Regions from separate parts of the Homo sapiens genome. Here region 1 is linked to region 2. Evidence: read pairs that join two places in POLR2A ChIA-PET (ENCODE). Cell type or tissue: HCT116. All regions are shown on one strand. Each heading gives the region's core, and the rest is flanking DNA. Links, peaks and the distances in the headings are about the cores only. Region 1 holds the start of NPAS1 (neuronal PAS domain protein 1). Region 2 overlaps ARHGAP35 (Rho GTPase activating protein 35).

What was found. Peaks named below come from ENCODE experiments on the same cell type or tissue, not always from the same donor. Only the 100,000 strongest peaks of a DNase experiment are listed, where the experiment ranks them.
Region 1: POLR2A ChIA-PET joins it to region 2 with 5 read pairs; 1 of 35 experiments calls an interaction of 5 or more read pairs at or near these places.

The regions. Positions count from the first base shown.
Region 1 is chr19:47,017,538-47,028,807 of GRCh38, forward strand. NPAS1 (neuronal PAS domain protein 1) reads left to right here and starts at 2,300. Exons shown (of 12, transcript NM_002517.4): 1 at 2,300-2,460; 2 at 3,469-3,632; 3 at 4,075-4,310. The coding sequence starts at 3,511. RefSeq lists a silencer at 2,237-2,296. In HCT116, for the core only: no CTCF peak of the experiment used is centred there; no DNase peak of the experiment used is centred there; H3K4me3 peaks cover 1,278 bases.
Region 2 is chr19:46,896,317-46,907,586 of GRCh38, forward strand. The region is part of intron 1 of ARHGAP35 (Rho GTPase activating protein 35); the gene reads left to right. Among named protein-coding and RNA genes, the nearest start is that of ARHGAP35, 41 kb to the left of the region's middle. In HCT116, for the core only: no CTCF peak of the experiment used is centred there; a DNase peak (open chromatin) is centred at 6,255; H3K4me3 peaks cover 1,896 bases; H3K27ac peaks cover 3,380 bases.

The DNA of each region.
Region 1 (11,270 bases), core at 1,887-9,886, 120 kb after region 2:
GAAGTGGAGGTTGCAGTGAGCCGAGATCCTGCCACTGCACTCCAGCCTGGGTGAGAAAGCGAGACTCCATCTCAAAAAAAAAAAAAAAATCCGTGTGTATGTGCAATCATAAATAAATACAGGCCAGGCTGGGCGACCTGGCTCACGCCATAATCCCAGCACATTGGGAGGCTGAGGCAGGAGGATTGCTTGAAGCCAGGAGTTCAAGACCAGCCTGGGCAACATAGCAAGACCCTCTCTCTACAAAACTTTTTTTTTTTTTTTGAGACGGAGTCTCGCTCTGTCTGCCAGGCTGGAGTATAGTGGCGTGATCTCAGCTCACTGCAACCTCCGCCTCCCAGGTTCAAGCGATTCTCCAGCCTCAGCCTCCTGAGTAGCTGGGACTACAGGTGCACGCCACTGTGTCCAGCTAATTTTTGTATTTTTAGTAGAGATGGGGTTTCACCATGTTGGCCAGGCTGGTCTTGAACTCCTGACGTCAGGTGATCCACCCGCCTCAGCCTCCCAAAGTGCTGGGATTACAGGCATGAGCCACTGCGCCCGGCCAACAAAACATTTTTAAAAAATAGCTGGGTGGGGTGGTGCATACCTGTAGTCCCAGCCACTTAGGAGGCTAGGTGGGAGAATCTCTTGAGCCTGGGAGTTCAAGGCTGCAGTGAGTAGTGATCATGCAGCCTGGGTGACAGAGCGAGAAGACTGTGTCTCAAAAATAATTAATTAATTAATTAATGGCACAAGTGTACCTCTCATGGCTGGCATAGCACCTGCCCAGGCTGCACAGCCAGGAAGTGCTGTCAGGAGACAGGAGCCCATGATCTGAGCTTGATTCCTTGCCCTGAAACTCTAGCAAGTCTCTCTGGGGATAAATAAGGATCTGTTGTCTGAGAGGCCACTATCACCAGGCTATATCACTTCCCCATGTCTCGGTTTCCCTAGTTGTAAAATGCATCTAGTAACAGAGCCCATCTCAGAATCTTGCTATAAAATAAAGTATTAGCAAAAAACAAGCACTCCCTTAAGTGTTAACTATGAGGATCATGAATGAGTTTGTGTGTTGTGAGCAAATGCACACGGGTGTTTGTGTGTGCCTCAGTTTCCCCATCTGCCCAACCAAAGGCCAGCGCGTGCTCCCTGCAAGCCCCTGACTGTATGCCTCTTCTAAGACTCCCTGCTCCATTTTCTTTTTCTTTTCTTTTCTTTCGAAATGGACTCTCCTTCTCTGACCCGGGCTGGAGCGCAGTGGCGGGATCTCGGCTCACTGCAACCTCCGCCTCCCAGGTTCAAGGGATTTTCCTGCCTCAGCCTCCCGAGTAGCTGGGATTACAGGCGCCCACCACCACACCCGGCTAATTTTTGTATTTTTAGTAGAGACAGGGTTTCACTATGTTGGCCAGGCTGGCCTTGAACTCCTGACCTCGGGTGATCCAACCGCCCTGGCCTCCCAAGGTGCTGGGATTATAGGTGTAAGCCACCGCGCCCGGCCCCAGCTCCATTTTCTTTCCCCATGTTAAGGTCATGTAGAGGCTTTTAAGTGCCTGGAGACCCCCATGCCAGGGAGGACCCTGAGAACGGGAAGTGGGGGCTGCATGGAGAGAAGGAGCTAGGGGAACTGTAGGACCTCCTATCAGACTGGGGAAGGCCTGGCTTGGACGCCTGGGTTCCCGTCCTCTGTGCGAGGTACTACAACCCCTGAGTTCCCATTTATGATCTAATGGGGAGCTTGGATGTAAGGGTTCCCGTCCCTGCGGCGGGGGATGGAGATAAGACGCCAGGATCCTGGTCTCTGGAGCTCCTTAGAGAGCTGGATCCTGGTCCCTGACGAGGGAGGTGTATGTCCCCCTTTTAAGGCGGGTTGGGTTTGGATGCGAAGTCCCAGCCCTGTGGGGGGAGAGTGTGCTGACACTCAGGAGTTCTCTCCCGGAAAGGGAGGGTCTCGAATTCTGGATTTGTGTCCCTGGAGGAAGCACTGACGTGAGTCTTCACTCGTACATGGGGCTCGGCTGCAGGGTACCTGTCTTGTCCCGAGGGGCTGCTGGGGCACTAACTGCCTCCTGAAGGGGTGTAGACAGTGCCCGGACTCCGCTGTTCCCCTTTTGGAGTGGGGTAGCTCCGATCCGAGGTGCTACATTCTGACCCCCGACGTTACCGTGGGGCAAGGGAACTCGGACCCCAGGGTAGCTTGGCCCCCTACCAGGGAAAGGCGAGCAGGGCGGGTCCGGGGGCGGAGACGCGGCGGGCGGGGCTCCGGCAGACCCCGCCCCCGCCCGCAGCGCTGGTCGCGCGTCTCCAAGTCTGCGAGGCCGAGGTGGGCGCCGAGAGCTGGGCGCCACAGCCCGCGCGTCCCGCTGCGCCCCGCGCGCCCCGGGGTCTATGGAGCTGCCCCTCCGCGCCGCCCGGCCGGCCCCACGCCGCGCCCGGAGCCTGCTCTGCGGCCAAGTAATCGGACTGGCGGTCCTGCGGGTAGGGGAAGCTTGCGGGCTGGCAGGAGGGGGACTTCTGGGTCCCAGAGGAATGGGGGGCTGGAACTCCAGTGTCCTGGGGGATAGGGGGTGGGACGAGGGTATCCCGAGCCTGGGGGAAGGGGCGCACGGATGTTTGAGTCCTGGAGAAATCTGGGGTTGGGAGACCTGGACACGGGGGTCTGGGGCATCTGGACACCTGGCTGGGAGGTTTGGGGGCGGCCTGGTTCCTGGGGTTAGGGGGTGTTCTGAACGCCTGGTCCTGGAGGAATGAAGACCTAACTGAAAACGTTAGGGGATCAGGAGACCAGGACACCTGGGCCCCGAGTGTCGGGTCAATCCTGGGGGCGTCCTGGGGCAGAGGCTGCGGCGGCTGCGTCCGGGGCTGGGGCTCGCGCGCCGGGGTCTTCAGGGAGGAAGTTGTGGTCGTGGGGATGTGGCGGTCCGAACACGTGGCGCCATCCCGAGAGGCTGGGGGGATCCCTGGGCAGGACACAGGATGGGGGTCCCTGCCCTCTGCCCCCTGCCTCCTTAGCCCAGCCGGGAAAACAGGGTGCAGATCCGGGGAGTCAGACACCGGGGATGGGCTTGGGGGGCGGGTCCTCGGGGCAGAGGGCTCCGGGGGCTGGGGCGTGCGTGCCTGGCCCGGGAGGCGCCCGCCCCCCGCCCGGCTTGGGCATGCTTGGCACGCAGCGCGCGGGCCGGTTCGATCCGTATGCGCGCCGCGTGCGCCCATTGGTATGCGGGAGCCGGCCCGGCGCGGGCGTGAGGCGGGCGCGCTGGCGGGCGGCGCGGGGGAGGCGGCGGCGGGGCACGTCCTCACCCGGAGCGCCAGCCCCGGGCCGGCTAGGGTGGGAGCTGAGGCCTCCAGGTAGGGGAAACTGAGGCATCATCCAGGCCCCCCCCCCCCCAGCTCCTTGCTGGGACCCTGAGCCCTGCACGGATCTCAGTTTCCCTAGAAGGTCTCCCGAGGGCACTAAGCGTTGCCCCTGGCCCCCTCCCGCTGCAGGAGACTCGGGGCTCGGAGCCCGCCTGAGCGAGCCCCCCGGAGATGGCGGCCCCCTATCCCGGCAGTGGCGGCGGAAGCGAGGTCAAATGCGTGGGAGGCCGCGGCGCCAGCGTCCCCTGGGACTTTCTACCCGGGCTGATGGTCAAGGCGCCGTCCGGACCGTGGTGAGCAAAGCCCCGCCCCCCTGGCCGCGGGCCCCCCCCCGGGTCCAATTCACACCCGATGTTCTGTCCCCGTGCCAAGGGGCAGTTCACACCCAGCTCCCTGACCCGCCCCTTAGGGCTAGAAGGTCTTACCTTGAGTTAACTACCGTCCTGAGCCCGGTCCCCTGCGTTCTGCTTCTAGTCCCGGTCCTCAGAATTCACGCCCAACATCTTTAATCTCTCGCCCTTCCTCCTCCTTCCCACCAGAATTGACACTCGAGGTTCTGTCCCTGGGTCGGAGTGTAAAATCCACACTCCGGTCTGCTCCCACCTCCAGAGATGTGGAATCCACTCCCAACGTCCCGTCCCGTTCCCAAGGCCCCGGGAGGCGGGGCTCGCCCCCAGTTCCCAAGCCCCTGAGCCCCGGGGCCCCGCCGACACCTCCTCCGCGCCGCCCGCCCAGCCTGCAGGCGCAGCGCAAGGAGAAGTCCCGGAACGCGGCGCGCTCGCGGCGCGGGAAGGAGAACCTGGAGTTCTTCGAGCTGGCCAAGCTTCTCCCGCTGCCCGGCGCCATCTCCAGCCAGCTGGACAAGGCTTCCATCGTGCGCCTCAGCGTCACCTACCTCCGCCTGCGCCGGTTCGCCGCGCTGGGGGCGCCGCCCTGGGGGCTGAGAGCCGCGGGGCCGCCAGCTGGCCTCGGTGAGTGCTCATGCGCGGGGCGAGGGTCCCGGGGCCCTCCAGGCGGAGTCACTGCAGCCCAGATCCGGGCTGCGGGCCTGCCCTCGCCCAGATGCTTGTCTCTGGAGTCAGCCAGGACCTTTGCGTGTCCCTATCAGGTGGCTTCTGCTCTCCAAGCCTCAGTTTATTAAACTGTCAAATGGGCGCAAGAGGTTGGGAAGATTTCGTGAATTCTGCCCTAAACAAGGCCCTGGCAGTTCTAGTGGTCACTGGTAAATGCTATTCCTATATTTTTATTAGAGGAGAGGAATCATTATTACAACCAAAGAAACTCCCAGCTGCATGAGCGGGACAGAGGGGACTCACCCTGGCTTGGGACGCCCATTCGCTAATGGGCGAGATACCCTGGATCCAGACCTGAGGGGCCCCGGCGGGAACGCAAGGACTGTACAGTCTGAGCCCCCAGTTGGAGGAGCAAGAGGGAGACAGTATGATGTGGCGGATGAGATGGGGAACTTCAGGAAGATGCCCCAGGGTTCCTGTCGCCGCGCAGCCACCTCCCAGCTTTGCAACCCCGGGCAGGTCGCCTCACTTCTCTGTGCCTTAATGTGAAGTGGGAAAAAACGGTCCAACCTCCCCCAGGGGGCTGAGCAGAGAATCAACCAGGTCATATTTGCAAAGTCCCTGGAAGTGCCTAGCTCAGAGCAAGCCACCGCTATGCGGCCAATGCTGTTATCAGCAGTAACCTTGCAGGGCTGCTGGAGGGGTTCGGGGCATGGAGGAGGGGGCGGGGGGGCTGTCGCTTTTGGAGCATCTCCTGCCTGTCTGGCACTTTTCTGAGCGCTGGGATTGAGCAGGAGAAACAATCTAGACAAAAGTCCCTGCCCCGGAGCGGCTGGCATCCTAGTGGCCAAGACGCAATAAAGAAATAGGCAAAGCAATATAATCTAGAATATGTAAAAATATAAACTCTGTAAGATACAGATAAATATCTAAGTTTATTATTATTACTCAGACTTTATTATTGAGACATAGAAGTGCTGTTATGTTATTATTACTTCTATTTTATGTGTTTGTTACAGCTTTGCGGTGATGAGGATAAGGCAGTGTGAGTGGTGTTTATCTGAAGTCTCAGGGCACCCCAGGCTACCCCTGTCCCCACCCCTCCAGGAGAAGAGGGTGTCCTTAGGGTGGGGTTGGAGGGGCTCCAATTCCCCTCCTGCCCCGTCCCAGGGGAAGAGGGGGGAGAGAAAATAGCATTGATTAAGCTCGCAATAAATCACCATTTAAATTTAAATAATCCGGCTTCCCAGGCGGTAATTAGGCGAATTGACTGGCGCGGAGAGAATGCGGCATTAGCGCCGCTGATTACTGTCATTACCGCGAACAACATGTGCGCCGGCGGGGGATAAACATCTTGTCTATTGTCCCCGAGCTGAAGGGGGGGAAAGGGGGGGCTAAGAGAGCCCCGGCGGCGTCCAGCCCCCCATTACCTGGATGAGCATTCCGGGGCTCAGAGGCATCAGGGGCTGGCTGAGGTCACAGCACTGACGTGGCAGAGCATGGACTTAATCGATCCCACCTCGACCACGGTGCCAAGTGGAAGTAGGGTCAGGACAGTGTGGGGGGGCTTGGTACTGCGTGGACTCCTATAGTCCCAAAACTGGGAAATCGGGGGACAGAGGCATTTCTAGCTCTACAGGGTCCCTAACAAGAGGCGAAGCACCTGCTTCCATAGTTCAGAGGAGGAGCTGAGGACAGCATTTTAGCTGAAGCCACAGAGCAGAGCACTGTCAGTCACACTCTCTGAAGGGGAGGGGACTCCCATGCCCTCCTCAGTAATAAGCCGGGCACCATGGCTCACATCCGTAATCCCAGCACTTTGGGGCGCCAAGGTGGGAGGAAAGCTTTGGGCCAGGAGTTCGAGACCAGCCAGGGCAACATAGCAAAACCCTGGGCAATATAACAAAACCATGTCCCTACAAAAATAAAAATATTGGCTGGGCACGGTGGCTCACACCTGTAATCCCAGCACTTTGGGAGGCCAAGGCGGGCAGATCACGAGGTCAGGAGTTCGAGACCATCCTGGCCAACATGGTAAAATCCCATCTCTACTAAAATACAAAAAATTAGCCGGGCGTGGTGGTGTGTGCCTGTAGTCCCAGCTACTCCGGAGGCTAAGGCAGGGGAATCACTTGAACCCAGGAGGCGGAGATTGCAGTGAGCCGAGATCACACCACTGCACTCCAGACTAGTGACAGAGCAAGACTCCATCTCAAAAAATATATAAAAATAAAAATAAATAAATAAATTAGCCAGGTTTGGTGGCACCCGCCTGTAGTCCCTGATACTGAACAGGATGAGGTGGGAGGACTGCTTGAGCTGAGGAGGTCGAGGCTGCAGTGAGCCATGATCATGCCACTACACTCCAGCCTGGGCAACAGAGCAAGACTCAGTATCTAAAATAATAACAATAATAGTAATCATATAGAATGCATGCATCAGACCCTGGGATAAGCCCTGTATACAAAATGACTTTCTTGGCCGGGTGCGGTGGCTCACGCCTGTAATCTCAGCTCTCAGGGAGGCAAGAGGCGGGAGGATAGCTTGAGCCCAGGAGTTCGAGACCTGCCTCGGCAATATAGCGAGACCCCGTTCTCCAGAAAAAGGAAAAACAACAACAACAACAAAAGATAAAATGACTTTCTTTTTCAGAGGGAGGCACTATTATGATTCCCAAGTTACAGAAGTGTGTGCCCAAGGTCGCACAGCTGGGATTCAAACACAGATGACCTTGCCCCAAAGGCCGCCTCTCAACCATCATATGTGGTCTGTAGGTCTACAGGGATGGGTTCTAGGTCTCTGCCTCTCTGGGCCTCAGTCCTCCATCTGTGAAATGGGACAACAGATGTTCAAGTCTAGCCCTGAGCCTCTGAGTCTGGAGAGGAGACCGCCCAAATCTCATGTCAGCATTCCCTATTGCTTTTTTTTTTTTTTTTTGAAACGCAGTTTTGCTCTTGTTGCCCAGGCTGGAGTGCAGTGTTGCAATCTCTGCTCACTGCAATCTCCGCCTCCTGGGTTCAAGCAATTCTCCTGACTCAGCCTCCCGAGTAGCTGGGATTACAGGCGCCTGCCACCGCGCCTGGCTAATTTTTTGTATTTTTAGTAGAGATGGGGTTTCACCATGTTGGCCAGGCTGGTCTCGAACTCCTGACCTCCTTATCCTCCCAAAGTGCTGGGATTGCAGGCGTGAGGCGCCGTGCCCGGCTTTTACAGCCTTCTTTCTTCCCATAGCACTTATTGTCATCTGACACTCTCTGTATTTATCTTGTTATTTTGTGTCATTCACCAACAGCCTCTTGGTTGCTGAGCCTGGAGTAGCATCTGGGACACAATGAAGGCTTACTAAATTGTTGAGTGACTGTGGCAGTTGAGGGAAGGAGGGGTGACATCTTTATTTATTTATTTATAGACGGAGTTTTGCTCTTGTTGCCCAGGCTGGAGTGCAATGGCATGATCTCGGCTCACTGCAACCTCCTTCTCCTGGGTTCAAGCGATTCTCCTGCTTCAGCCTCCCTAATAGCTGGGATTACAGGCATGCGCCACCACGCCCAGCTAATTTTGTATTTTTAGTAGAGATGGGGTTTCTCCATGTTGGTCAGGCTGGTCTCAAACTCCTGACCTCAGGTGATCCGCCTGCCGCAGCCTCCCAAAGTGCTGGGATTACAGGTGTGAGCCACCGCACCCAGCCCTTTTTAAATTTTTTTGAAACAGGGTCTTGCTCTGTCGCCCAGGCTGGAATGCAGTGGTGCGATCTTGGCTCACTGCAGCCTCCACCTACTAGGCTCAAGAGTTCCTCTCACTTCAGCCTTCCAAGTAGCCAGGACTACAGGCACACGCCACCACGCCTAGCTACTTTTTGCATTTTTTAAGAGACGAGGTCTCACCATGTTGCCCAGGCTGCTCTCACATTCCTGGGATCAAGTGATTTGCCAACCTTGGCCTCCCAAAGTGTTGGGATTACAGGTATGAGCCACTGTGCCCAGCCAAGGGGTGACTTCTTAGCTCATAGGTCAGGCACATCCTCGCTGAGGAAGTAACGTTTTTTTGTTTTTGTTTTTTGTTTTTTTTGAGACAGAGTCTTGCTCTGTCACCCAGGCTGGAGTGCAGTGGTGCGATCTCAGCTCACTGCAACCTCCACTTCCCAGGTTCAAGCGATTCTCCTGCCTCAGCCTCCCAAGTAGCTGGGTTACAAGCACACGCCACCATGCCCAGCTAATTTTTGTATTTTTAGTAGAGACAGGGTTTCGCCACGTTGGCCAGGCTGGTCTTGAACTCCTGACCTCAGGTGATCCATCCACCTCAGCCTCCCAAAGTGCTGGGGTTACAGGTGTAAGCCACTGGGCCCAGCCAAGGAAGTGATCTTTGAGCTGAGGCTCCAAGGAGGTGTGGGAGCAGCTGTGAGAAAAGCTGGAAGAGAGTGACTCAGCAGAGGGAACAGCAGGTGCAAAGGCCCTGAGGCAGGTGGGGATCAGCTTGCTGGGTGCAGAGCCTCATGCACTGTGGTAGGGGTTTGGCTGTTACCCACAGTGAGAGGGGAGCCACAGAGGTGGTGAGGGCGGAAGTAGGAGCCCAGTGAGGATGAGGACGTGGTGGTCCAGCCAGGGCAGCTAGACTGGGCTGGGGCCATGGGTGGTGGAACACAGGTGACATGGTCAGGTCCAACCCCTGGGACTTGCTTAAAATGCATGTGGGTGTGAGAGACACAGAGGGCGGCCTCCAAGAAACCGCCCGAAAAGGCAGTGGTGCCCTGATGTTATCTGTAGTCATACTGAAAAGAAAAGTGCGGCCGGGGCGGTGGCTCACACCTGTAATCCCAGCACTTTGTGAGGCCGAGGCAGGTGGATCACCTGAGGTCAGGAGTTCAAGACAAGCCTGACCAATATGGTGAAACCCCGTCTCAACTAAAAATACAAAAATTAGCCGGGCATGGTGGTGGTGCCTGTACTCCCAGCTACTTGGGAGGATGAGGCAGGAAAATCACGTGAACCAGGAGGCAGAGGTTGCGGTGAGCTGAGATCCTGCCACTGCACTCTAGCCTGGGTGTCAGTGCTAGATGCCGTCTCAAAAAAAAAAAAAAGAGAGAGAGAGAATGGTGGCATGACTCCCAGTATTAGGCACCTACTGTATGCACTAGCCCATTCAACTCTATCACTGTAGACCCATTTTACAGATGAGGCTGAGGAAAGTAAAGGCAAAGGTGACCCGGCACTGCCCCACCCCATGGTGCTTGCCCCCATGCAGCCCTCAGGCCTGCGGCGCTTTGACGATGGGGCATGTGAGGGACCCCTCTCCCCGACTTCCCTGGGTGATGAAGCCCCAGCCTCTTCTCTCCAGGACCCAGGGTCAGCACATTCCTTCAGGGCAGTTGAGAAGGGCAGGTGACGGGGGAGATCTGGGAACTTGGAAGAGGCCTTGGCTTCTGCCTTCTGCCCCTGGATCCCCCTCTCTCTGCCCCAGGTCCCCCCTCTCTCTGCCCCAGGTCCCCCCACACTCTGCACCCGGTTTCCCCCTCTCTCTGCCCCCTGGGTCCCCCTCTCTCTGCGCCTGGTCTCCCTTCTCTCTGCCCCTGGTCTCCCGTCTCTCTGCCCCTGGTCTCCCGTCTCTCTGCCCCTGGTCTCCCATCTCTCTGCCCCTGTTCTCCCTTCTCTCTGCCCCTGGTCTCCTGTCTGTCTGCCCCTGGTCTCCCTTCTCTCTGCCCCTGGTCTCCCGTCTCTCTGCCCCTGGTCTCCCGTCTCTCTGCCCCTGGTCTCCCGTCTGTCTGCCCCTGGTCTCCCTTCTCTCTGCCCCTGGTCTCCTGTCTGTCTGCCCCTGGTCCCCTTCTCTCTGCCCCTGGTCTCCCGTCTCTCTGCTCCTCGTGCTCCCTCTCTGCGCAAGAGATGAGGACACTGAGCAGGCTGTGATAAGAACCACAGCAAGTGTTTGTTAAATGGATGAGTGATGTTTGGGTTCTGGACATGGGAGGGCGGATGTGGAAGTGGTGAAAAGTCTCCTGCTGAATGTGGGGGACAGAGGAGTGGGGACATTTTGAGGGGAGAGGGAGAGGAGGAAACAGCGGGAGGCATCGGGGAGTTGGTGGGATCGGGAGGTGGAGGCTGGGGGTAAAAAGACACATCAGTCAGTGATCAGGAGACTCTGGGGGTCCCTTTCACAGGGGACCGGACCCGTGTATGGGGAAGAGCAGGTCCCCAAGCCCCCCCACCACCACACCCCCTAATCCCGACGTGCCCATTAATGTTGTTAATTGCAGCGGTTCAGTCTGACCCAGGCTGATCCTGGGAGAGGGAAAATGAAGGAATTAGCAAAAATGACAGGGGAAAATTGCGACAATTAGCAGGCAGCATTGTTCCTGCCTGTCACCCGGCTGGTTCCGAGCTGTATCTTGAGGGAGGGGGTCCCCGTCAACCCCCCAGCCCCCCAGTAATTGTTCCTGGAGCTCCAGGCGGAGGTGGAGGCAGGGAGGAACAGCCAGGAGGGTGTGGGGTACTCCTGGGAGGAGGAAGCTCAGCCCAGACACTAGGGGGCTGGGGAGGCGGGGGCTGCGCGCCCATGGGGGAGGGGCGGGGTTTCGCCGCCTGGTGTTTTGATGGTCGGGTAATAACAATAGTAATCACACTATTAATACCAGTCCCGGCTCTGTGCTGCAGCATCTGCTTCTGCCAGGCCCCAGCCAGGCCCTTCTGTCTGTTAAGTGGACTGAATGCGTAACCAGCCTGGGGAGTCACCGCTCCTGGCAAACCCGCTTGACAGAGGAGGAAACTGAGGCACAGAGCGGCAGAGAGGCTGGTCCCAGGGCACACAGCCAGGGAGGGGAAGCGCTGGGGCCTGACAGGAGACCTGGCCCCTTAGCCCCATAGGAAAAAGGCACTTGGGGACCCTCAAGGTCACCAAGTCTCTCCCCTGGCTCCCCACTCTCAGCAC
Region 2 (11,270 bases), core at 1,614-9,613:
CTGCAGTGAGTGGTTATTGCGCCACTGCACCTGCACTCCAACCTGGGCAACAGCAAGTCCCTGTCTCAAATAAAAGCTAAGAAGGCAAGTTTTGTAATAGTACTTTGAGCAGCATAAGGTACATATACAAAATATTGTGGGAAATATATTATGAAGTTTTGCATCTAGGTACATAAGAGACTGTTTCCCTCACAGTGGAGAGCTTTGGTAAAAGAGCAAGTGGATTAGAGCAGTTGTAGCTTCTGTTTTCTCCAGAAAGCTCACGCTGTGCAGCAGCTGTTTTTGTCCATTCTGGCTTTGCAGCAGTGCAGTATTGGGGTTAAGCCACGTGTGTGGGCCTCAGAGGCAGGCAGCTGGGGCCATACTAAGCCGGGTGATCTTGAACGAGTCTCTTGACCTCTGCAAGCCTGTTTTCTCATCTGTAAAATGGGGATTATAATAGTAGCTGCTCTGTTGGGTTACTGTGAGAAATGCTTAATATGGATTGTAGGGCATGATTTCCTATGGTAAGGTTTTTAGAAGTAATAATGGACCAGCTAAAAATGTTCAAGCATTTATCTACTGGGCATGTTGTCTTTTTTTCTTTCTTTCTTTTGAGACAGCTTCTTGTTCTGTCACTCAGTCTGGAGTGCATTGGCGCGATCTTAGCTCACTGCAACCTCCGCCTCCCAGGCTCAAGGGATCCTCCCACCTCAGCCTCCCAAGTAGCTGGGACTACAAGCGCATGCCACCACACCTGGCTAATTTTTTTTTTTTTTTTTTTGGTAGAGATAGGGTTTTGCCATGTTGCCAGACTGGTCTTGAACTCCTAAACTCAAACAATCCACCCGCCTCAGCCTCCCAAAGTGCTGGGGTTACAGGCGTGAGCCATCGCGCCCAGCCTTCAGCATGTTGTCAAAGGAAGTATGAAAATGACAACAACTGATGGCCCATTTTCATCAGTCATCCTGGAAATCAGCAAGAGTCAAGCTGCTTTGTGCACTTATTGGGGTGCACTTATTTTCTCCAAGGTGTCCATTTCATGAGGCATTTTTTGTTAATGGAAAGCTGGGTTAGCAAATGCAGTGATGAAGGGCCATAAGTATAGTTTTAGTAGTTGTTAACCCTTGAAGGTAGTGGGTTTATTTTGTCTTTTTTTTTTTTTTTACGACCTCCAACACTTTCTATTTATCTTGGCTTAATATAATACCTGAAAATGAATTTTAGTTAAGACTTAGAGATTTGTCTAAACAATCTCCAAGCAGGTTGAAAACTGAGACTTTCAAGAGCCAGGGGATTTGAGTGTATTCTGGATTAACTTGGTTCTTCATCTTTCCAAGAAAGGTAAACTGTGTTCTAGGCAGTTTTTGTAATGGGATTTTCAGGCTAGATCTTTAACCAAAAAAAAAAAAAAAGAGGCCCTACAGAAACTTAGAAACAGCCTTTACAGGGTCAAGGGGAGCTTTGACAAGGAAGAGGCAAAAATCTCTGCCCCATGTGTCAGTTGAACTTCTTCCACCTTCCCTCACCAGTGGCTACATTTCAGGGCTGAAAGGGCTTTGGAATCCTTTGCTGAGTGCTTTGGATGAGATTTGTTTTCAAGTTGCTTTTTAGAATTAGAGTGACCATTTACATGGTTTTCATTCCCAATCTGTGAATTCCAAAGCCTTATACCAGTCACCAGGCAGATACGTTACCTAAGAAGTGCCTACTTTTGGAGGCCGAGGTAGGTGGATCACCTGAGGTCAGGAGTTCGGCTAACATGGTGAAACCCTGTCTCTACTAAAAATACAAAAATTAGCCGGGCATGGTGGCGCATGCCTGTAATCCCAGCTACTTGGGAGGCTGAGCCAGGAGAATCACTTGAACCTGGGAGGCAGAGGTTGAAGTGAGCCGAGATCGCGCCACTGCACTCCAGCCTGGCTACAATGCGAGACTCCGTCTCAAAAAAAAAAAAAAACAAAAAGAAGTGCCCTCTGTGTGTAAGGTTCTGAGGAAACATAAAGGAAGGATTCTCCCAATTCCACAAAAACTCGATTTAGTCAAAAAAATATACTTATTGACTTTCCTAAAAAATTAAAAAGAAAAACAACTAAATACACAGCCAACTAGCATCTTCATTTTTAGAACTCAAAAATTAATTGGAATATACCTAGGGAGAAATTTTCTGGAATTTCATTTTCTGGGATATTTTTTAAAATTGCTAGTCCTCATTCCTTTGTCATTTTATATTTCATTTTCCATCTTAGTTAATATTGCTGTTTTTATTTCCTCATTCTCTGTTATTGTATCAGTTATTGTCCAATCAGGAAAGTAGAAACCACTCTAGATAGTTCCAGCAGGAAGGGACTTAAATGCAAGGGATTTATTACAAAGGTGCTGGAAAGGCTTGGGAGGAGCAAAATGCAGAAGAGGGTTGTTATCCAGAGATGAGAAAGCTGCCTGTGGGCTAGAACCCAGGAGCCTCCATGCACAGATGAGCTGCTGCTGCTGCTGCTGCTGCTGCTGCTGCTGCTGTTGGAGCTGTATTGCTGCAGTTCACCAGGAACCCAGAAGCCAAAACTGCGCTGATGTGCTGGAACCTGCGGTGTGTGTAGTTGCCTGCATTCTTCCATAGTTGTTCACTGCTCCTGCTGCTGCTGCTCCCCAAGACAGAGCAGTAACAGGAAAAAAGTGGTGTTATCCTTCCACTTGCCAACCAATCTCCAGCCTTTGAAAACCTAACTGTGGAAGCCAGCTGGCAAAGGAGTCTGGGAAATGTAGTGTGCAGGCTTTCAGTTCTGCTGATACGGAGGAGAATGTAGAAGGGCGCGTTTGACCAAATGAATGCTGTAATTGCTTGGGTGATGCATTTCTCATAACGGAGATGGGCAGAGAAGGCATTATTTTACACTGATAACATTCAGAGAGGTGGAGAAGAGGCACAGTGGCATTCCAGATAAGGGGATAGCCAGAGTGGTGGTGTGGAGGCAGGAATGCTCATGGCATGTTCAGAGAATAGCTTAGCTGGACCATAGAGTTCTTTTTGAAGGATAGCTAGAAATGAAGGTAGAAAATAAGGTTGGGTTCAAATTGGATTGAGATTGTGGTAGTAAAAGCTGTCTTACAATTAACCCATGTTGGGTGTGGTAGCTCACGCCTGTAATCCCAACATTTTGGGAGGCTGAGGCTGGCAATCATTTGAGCCCAGGAGTTCCAGACCAGCCTGGCCAACATGGTGAAACCTTGTCTCTACAAAAAAAATACAAAAATTAGCCGGGCATGGTAGCACACCCACACATCTAGTCCCAGCTACTCAGGTAACTGCAGCGGGAGGATCGCTTGAGCCTGGGAGGTTGAGGCTGTGGTGAGCCATAATCGCGCCACTACACTCCAGCCTGGGTGACAGAGTGAGACCCTGTACAAAAAAAAACAAAAACAAAAACAAAAACAAAAAAAAAAAGAAGAAGATTAACCCATAGCACTTTACACAGTGATTTGAGCTGGGATAGACCAATGAGGAAACTCTTATGATAGCTCAAGCTTTAAGGGCTTGAGGACTGTGGTAAAAACCTGTACATTCAAGACAAAGTTGTCTTGAATGAATTGTTTCTGTCTTAAGAACTGAGGCTATGGTAGTGGAGTTGGAGATAAACAGTTCATTCAAAACAAGCTTTTAACTGATGTACCTGTCAATGGCTTGGGGCAAGTAATTGGAATAAATAATGAATTCTGATTTTCTGTTGATTTTTCTATATAAATTGAATTTGTTGATTACCTTATGCTCTTGAAAAGGTCTTAGTTCTCTCTTTTTTATGCTTTTACTTCTCTGGGATAATGCCTTGATAAGTTAGACTCATCATGGTATTGTTAGGATCTTCCTTGAAGTGGCATTAAATTCACTTTGATCATAAACTTTATTCATAAATTTGTTTTTTGTTTTTTGGGTTTTTTTTTTTTTTTTTGAGATGGAGTCTCACTCTGTCACCCAAGTTGGAGTGCAGTGGTGCAATCTCGGCTCACTGCAGCCTCCTCCTCCCAGGTTTAAGTGATTCTCTGCCTCAGCCTCCCAAGTAGCTGGAATTACAGGCATGTGCCACCACACCTGGGTAATTTTTGTATTTGTAGTAGAGACGGAGTTTTGCCCTGTTGGCCAGGCTGGTCTCGAACTCGTGGCCTCAAGTGATCCGCCCACCTTGGCCTCCCAAACTGTTGGGATTACAGGCGTGAGCCACCATGCCCAGCCTTTATTAGCCAATTTGAAACCTGTGCAACAAGTTCTGCAGGGCCTTGATAACTTGAGGTAATACTTAAATTACTTGTGGACAGGTTTTTGGTTTTTTCTTTGGACACTAATTCATTAATTCCATTTAGGAGGTATTTATTGAGCCAGCAGTGTGTGTGGTGCTGAGGTCACATGAGGAGCAGAATAGATAAGACATTAAATCCCCATCTTTTTGGAGTTAACAATTTAATGAGAAATAGAAATTAAAGAAAAAAAAAACATTCCTCGGCCTTAGGGCCCTTGCAGTTGCTGTTCAGCTGCCTGGAATGCTGTCCCCCAGATGCCCAGATTCTTAACTCCCTTGCCTCCCTCATGGCTGCTCCCACGCCTCCTGCTCAGTGGGACCTGCTCTGGCCATCCCTTTCAGCTCTGTGCATACTCCTCTACCACGTGCCGGGGCTTTCTCCCCATTCTATTTCCCTCCTAAGTTTGCTTTGTAATTGTCTGTTTCCCTCTGCTAGAATTTAAGTTCCATGAGGCAGGCATCTTTGTCTCTTTTGTTCATTGCTGTATCCACATGCCTAGTACAGTGCCTGGCACAGTAGTAGGTGCTTGCTCAGTAATTTTCATTGAATGATTGAATGGGCGAATGAGAATAAATAAATGAGGGCATCCAGGGAACCCAAGGAAGGCTACAGTGGCTAGTGAGAAAAAGGCAGAATGGTGGAGATGAGATCACATAGGGAATAAGAATTTGAGGGTTTAATATAAGAGCAGGCCAGGCATAGTGGCTCACCCCTGTAATCCCAGCACTTCGGGAGGCCGAGGCAGGTGGATCACTTGAGGTCAGGAGTTCGAGACCAGCCTGGCCAACATGGTGACACCCCATCTCCACTAAAAATACAAAAATTAGCTAGGCATGGTGACGCGTGCCTGTAGTTCCAGCTACTTGGAAGGCTGGAGCAGGAGAATCACTTGAACCCGGGAGGCAGAGGTTGCAGTGAGCCGAGATCGCGCCACTGCACTCCAGCCTGGGTGACAGAGCTTAGACTCTGTCTCACACAAAAAAAATGATCAAATCTGTTCTTTAAAAGATAACTTGCTGCTCTAGGAGAGCAAGAGTATACATGTGAAGAACGCGTAAGGCTGTGGGGATCCAGGCGATCTAGATTCCCTGGCAGCAGATACGTTGGCTTTCTCAGCTGTTGAATTTGAGTGCCCATTCCAAGGGTAGGCATTGATTGTTATCATTCTGATTATACTTGCATGCACTTAGGTTATCATTAGCCCCTAGAGACTTACCTGTCTCCTTGAAGAACATCATTGTCCAGTGATCCTGCTGACAGATGAGAGCTGTCAAGATAGCTTGGCTGTGAGATGCCATTTAACTAGTTTTTATCTGTGTATGCTTTCCCTCCCCCTGCAAGATTTAATGACCTAGCCAGGAGAGAGTCTAGGCTTCCTGGCTCCTCTCCAAGTGTTCTACCACTAAAATGTTAATATTACCTTTCTCAGAATTCTTCTGAATCACTTGTTGGCACTGTAAGTGGCTTTTTAAACTTTGATTTTGCCATTTTTGAGTCTGTTTGTACTAGGATTTTTTGCTGGAGGAATTTGAGCTGATTTGATTACTTAAAGAAGGCCTTTTCACTTACCTTTGCTTTTTAAAGTTGAGTAGCCTGTGATAGGTGGGAATGTTTCTGCCACCTGACATGTTAGTTGGCAAAGTAGTAGAGGCAGCCTTTAATAAAAGTCACTCTGGAAGAATATTAGTTGGGTACTTAGCATTCTTGGCATTCTTATGGAATGATACAGGTTTATGGCCTTTTTATTAAGTTCTTAAAATCAAATGATCTTTAATTAGAAGCAATCATATATAAAACTTTGTGACTCCAGACAACACTGGCCTTACTGTATTCTACTATGGAGTGGGGTTTGTGCCTGTAGGAATGCAGGTTTGGGTTAGGGGAGCGGAGAAAGGGGTGTGAGAAGGCCATATTGAACACATTGTAGCCTGGTCTGTGCCATCTGCTCCCGGCTGCCTTACTGGTATGGAATGTGGACATACAGCTTTTGAGCCTAGCTGTACCTTGCTTGGCTTTTAGCTCTCATGATTCAACTGGCTGAGCTTAGCTTTCTGTTACAGTCAGTAAGGAAAATGGAGTTGAGCAGCCTGTTTTTTGAACTCAGGTAGTCATGAGGCTTGACAAGCCATGACACATATATTTTAATCGCCACGGCCCCCTCTAATGTTTTAAATAAGACAGTAGAGGAATATTTACATTCAAGGAACAACAAGTTATCACAAAACTCCCCCCAACATACACAGCAAGAAAAATGCCACCTTATTCTATTGTATATGATTCTTCACTGGGCAAAAAGGGCTCTTTATCTGAATGCAATCTATGATGTCCTCAGTGAAGAAAACTAAAGGGTTGGTGTGTATGATATCGCATTTTGGTATGAACAGATTATATATGTTTCTGTGCCCACACCTGTACCCTTGAGGAGCGGTAATAGCCAGAAGGGATCGTGGTGTTAGAGATGGCAAAGCTAAGGCTCTGACAGGCTCTCTTAAGTTAAGGCCTTGACAGTGGGTTTTCTGAGCAGAAAGCAGAAATCACAGATGGATTCAGGGGCCGGGGAGTGGTCTGCGGCATTGGGGAGACACATGCAATAGTGAAGGAACTGGGTTGAGACACCTACTCATCCCCAAACCCTCTCTTCATTCTGCACACAGTAATCATATTAGCTATGGTACAAGTTTCCCATAAGATTTTAACATAGTAAATGCCGTGGGAGTCAGAGTCGGTCTGCTGACAGGGTTTTTATAATGGTGATGTACGTTGTTGTGCATTGATTTTAAGACGATTCAAAAGAAAGTAGCTGCTCTGTGCTCTTCCCAGGGCCATTCAGAGCCAGGGAGTGGGAGGTGAGGCCACGGAGGGAACCACTCAGTGGGTTTATCTTGGGCATTCTGTGCATATGTAACTGAGAAAGGTATGTTGTTACCTAATGTATGCTTTTGATAATTTGGACCAAGAGACATGGTATTCTGAATAGCAGCCAAATATATGAGGTCAAGGTGACTTCCTCTAGCAATTAGGACAGCTGTCATGGAAGAGTAGGCCAGACCTGATTTCCTTCTTAAGTCCGAGGGCTAAACCAGTGATAAGAGATGACTCGTTGATCTTCCTGATATTACTGGCCAAGCACTTTCTAAGGAATGACGATTGATAAGGAAGAACAAACTACTATTTTGGTCTCTTATCTAAAGGAAAATCATGAAGCTAGCACTTTATAGAAAATGCACTTATTCAGTTCCTTGTATGATCACAAATGTTTTCTTAGTTATTTTTGGGCTCCCCAACAGGATATGTTACTTATAGTTTGAAATTCGCCTTTTTTTTTTTCTCTGAAATATATCTTGAAGTGTTGAGTGGTGGCTAGGTGCCATATAGAACATACAAGCAGAATTTTATAGAAGTATACATTTAGTGAGGGGTGGAGATTATTGCTTTAATAAATGGGACTGGCTGGATGTCATTCTTTTTTGTCCCCTTCCCAGTCACTTTGACTCTAGGGTCTTGATTAATGTGATCATCTCTGCAGAGTGTGGAGAGACAGCACTGGGATGGGGGTGGGAAGTGGGCGCAAAGCCTTTCTTAGGGCACAGACAGCTCTGACAGCAGTTTCTGGGACTGCCTTCCCCTCTCCCCTTCAGCTTCCGCATCTGTGACGTGAGGGAGCTGGCTGCCAGCATTCCCAGCTTGGCCTGCCTTCCAGTGGCTTTCATTCAGAGACAGCAGATCATGTTCATCTGGAAGTTTTCTTAGTTGTTCATCTCAAGAAGAATCTTAGGAATTTTTTTTCAAATCAGCCAGTTTTCCTCAGATTTTGCTTCTTCTTTATCTGCCCTGTTCCTTTGGCTAATCTTCTGTCAGCGAGACACAGGGTCATCAGTTTAAGTATGGGAAGGAAATTATGGCCTTGAGCACAGGCAGAAAGCATCTGGCTCCCAGGCGCTTCCTGTGAGCCACCATGAAATTACAAAGACTGGGCCTGACAAGGCCTTTCAAAGGAGCATCTCACACCACCACTGTGTCAGCATTTCCATGATTCCATCGTAAAGCAGTTGTTTTTCCTGATGCTTATTATGACCAGGTTGGAGTTGGCCTTTACATGGGAAGCGTTTATCCAGTGGATGAGAGTGAAACAGCAGGACAGAGGTGGCGGGGGAGAGGGCTCAGATTGCTCTCGGAATTCCCTTCTCCAGCCCGGTCCTGACCAAGCCATTCTTGCTCAGAAGCCTGTGGTTCCTCAGAGGATGAAGTCCAGACTGTCTTTAGCGTGTCAGGACCCTCCACAGACTTGCCCCCAGCGTCTCCCACCATATGTGCCTATGCTCCGCGTTCCTGTTCTCCAGCCAGGGCAGTGCGGGGGAGTGGAGGGACGAGAGCTGGGGGTGGTGTCAGGAGACCTGGGTTCTGGACTGGGGTTCCTGTCTATCTAGCTGAGTTATTTCATTTCTCTCTGTCTCAGTAGTTACTAATCTGGATAGGCTTACCAAATGAGAGGAGGAGAAGAAAAGGTTTAGGAGACAGATTACAAGGCTCTTTCTGATTCTTGTCTCCTGGCCTAGCTTGGAAATTAGAACACCAAATGTCTGAGCATTAAATGGGTTTTTGAACCATGAAGTTTTTTGAACTTCTTAAAAACAAAAACAAACAAAAAGAAAACACTGTAGGTTGGGCGTGGTGGCTCACGCCTATAATCTCAGCACTTTGGGAGGCTGAGGCGGGTGGATCAGGAGATCGAGGCCAGCCTGGCCAAGACTGTGAAACCTCATCTCCACTAAAAGTAGAACTTAAACTTTTTTTTTTTTTTTTTTTAATAGATGGAGTCTCATTCTGTCACCTAGGCTGGAGTGCAGTGGCGCGATCTTGGCTCACTGCCACCTCTGCCGCCGGGGTTCAAGAGACTCTCCTGCCTCAGCCTCCCGAGTAGTTGGGACTACAGGCGCCTGCCACCGCGCCCAGCTAATTTTTGTATTCCACCCCCCCCCCCCAAGACAGAGTCTTACTCTGTCACCCAGGCTGGAGTGCAATGGCGCGATCTCAGCTCACTGCAACCTCCACCTCCCAGGTTCAAACGATTCTGGTGCCTCAGCTTCCTAAGTAGCTGGGACTACAGGCACATGCCACCATGCCTGGCTAATTTTTTTGTATTTTTAGTAGAGACGAGGTTTCACCATGTTGGCCAGGCTGTTCTTGAACCCCTAACCTCACATGATCCGCCCACCTCAGCCTCCCAAAGTGCTGGGATTACAGGCGTGAGCCACTGTGCCCAGCTAATTTTGTGTTTTTAGTAGAGATGGGGTTTCACCATCTTGGCCAGGCTGGTCTTGAACTCCTGACCTTGTGATCCACCTGTCTCAGCCTCCCAAAGTGCTGGGATTACAGGCGTGAGCCACCGTGCCTGGCCACATTTTTTTTTTTTTTTAACGTGGGACACCAACATACAAAACAGATCAAAAGCTAGGTAAGGTGGCTCACACCTGTGACTCCAGCACTTTGGGAGGCCAAGGCAAGAGGATTGCTTGAGCCCAGGAGTTCTACACCAGCCTAGGCTACATAGTGAGATCCTGTCTTTACAAAAAATAAAAATTAAAAAAATTAGGCGGGCATGGTGGCCCAGCTACTTGGGAGGCTTGGTGGGAGGATTGCTTGAGCCCAGGAGATCAAGGCTACAGTGAGCCATGATTGTGCCACTGTACTCCAGCGTGGGTGACAGAGTGAGACCCTGTCTCATAAAAATAAACAGAAACAGATCAAATTGGACTTGCTCTCTTGAGGCTGAAAGGTCTGACATGCCACCTGTTGAGTCTTAAAACCTGCCAGTTCCATCCAGGGCTCCCCAGGGCACTGCTTCTCTGCATTTCTTCTCTCTTGCTATGCAGCCAGGATTAGAGTCACCTGTTTGACATGACCCCAGGCAGGGGCCTAGTGTAGAAGGGGGAGATTGTATAGAAAAGTGTATAAAGTATGTACGATTTGAACAACTATAAAGTGAATACCAATATAACCACTACCCAAGTCCAGAAATAGAACAGAAGCTCCACTTTGTATTTAGTATTTTCCTTGGTTCCATTCGTTCTGTTTCTTAGCTTCTTAGCCTTAGCTTCAGTACAGATGCAGTAGATAAAATAAAAGCCAATGGCTTTTATATCTCCTTAGTCTCAAAGCAGGAATCCAAAACACTGCTTTCAAATACAGATGATAAATATTTGAATAAGAAATAATATTTTGGCTGGGTGCAGTAGGTGACACCTGCAATCCCAGCACTTTGGGAGGCTGAGGTAGGCGGATCACATGAGCCCAGGAGTTCGAGACTAGCCTGGGCACCATGGTAAAACCCCATCTCTACAAAAAATACAGAAGTTAGCCAGGCGCGATGGCACATGCCTGTAGTCCCAGCTACTCTGGCGGCTGAGGTGAGAGGATCACTTGATCCTGGGGAGGTTGAGGCTGCAGTGAGTTGTGATTATATCATACTGGGCTCCAACCTGGGTGATAGAGTGAGACCCTGTCTAAAAAAAAGAATCTTTTTTCTTAATAAAAAATATTAATAATAAGAAATATGTTATAATAAATTTTGTTTGTTTTTGAGACGGAGTCTCGTTCTGTCGCCAGGCTGGAGTGCAGTGGCACGATCTCGGCTCACTGCAAGCTCTGCCTCCCAGGTTCACGCCATTCTCCTGCCTCAGCCTCCCGAGTGGCTGGGACTACAGGCGCCCGCCACCACGCTCGGCTGATTTTATTTTTGTATTTTTGGTAGAGACGGGATTTCACCGTGTTAGCCAGGATGGTCTCGATCTCCTGACCTCGTGATCCGCCCGCCTCGGCCTCCCAGAGTGCTGGGATTACAGGCGTGAGCCACCGCACCCGGCCCCCATTCATTCTGTTTCTTAGCTTCTTTTTTTGTTTGTTTGTTTGTTTGTTTGTTTTTTGAGACGGAGTCTCGCTCTGTCCAGCAGTGGCGCGAACTCGGCTCACTGCAAGCTCCGCCTCCCGGGTTCACGCCATTC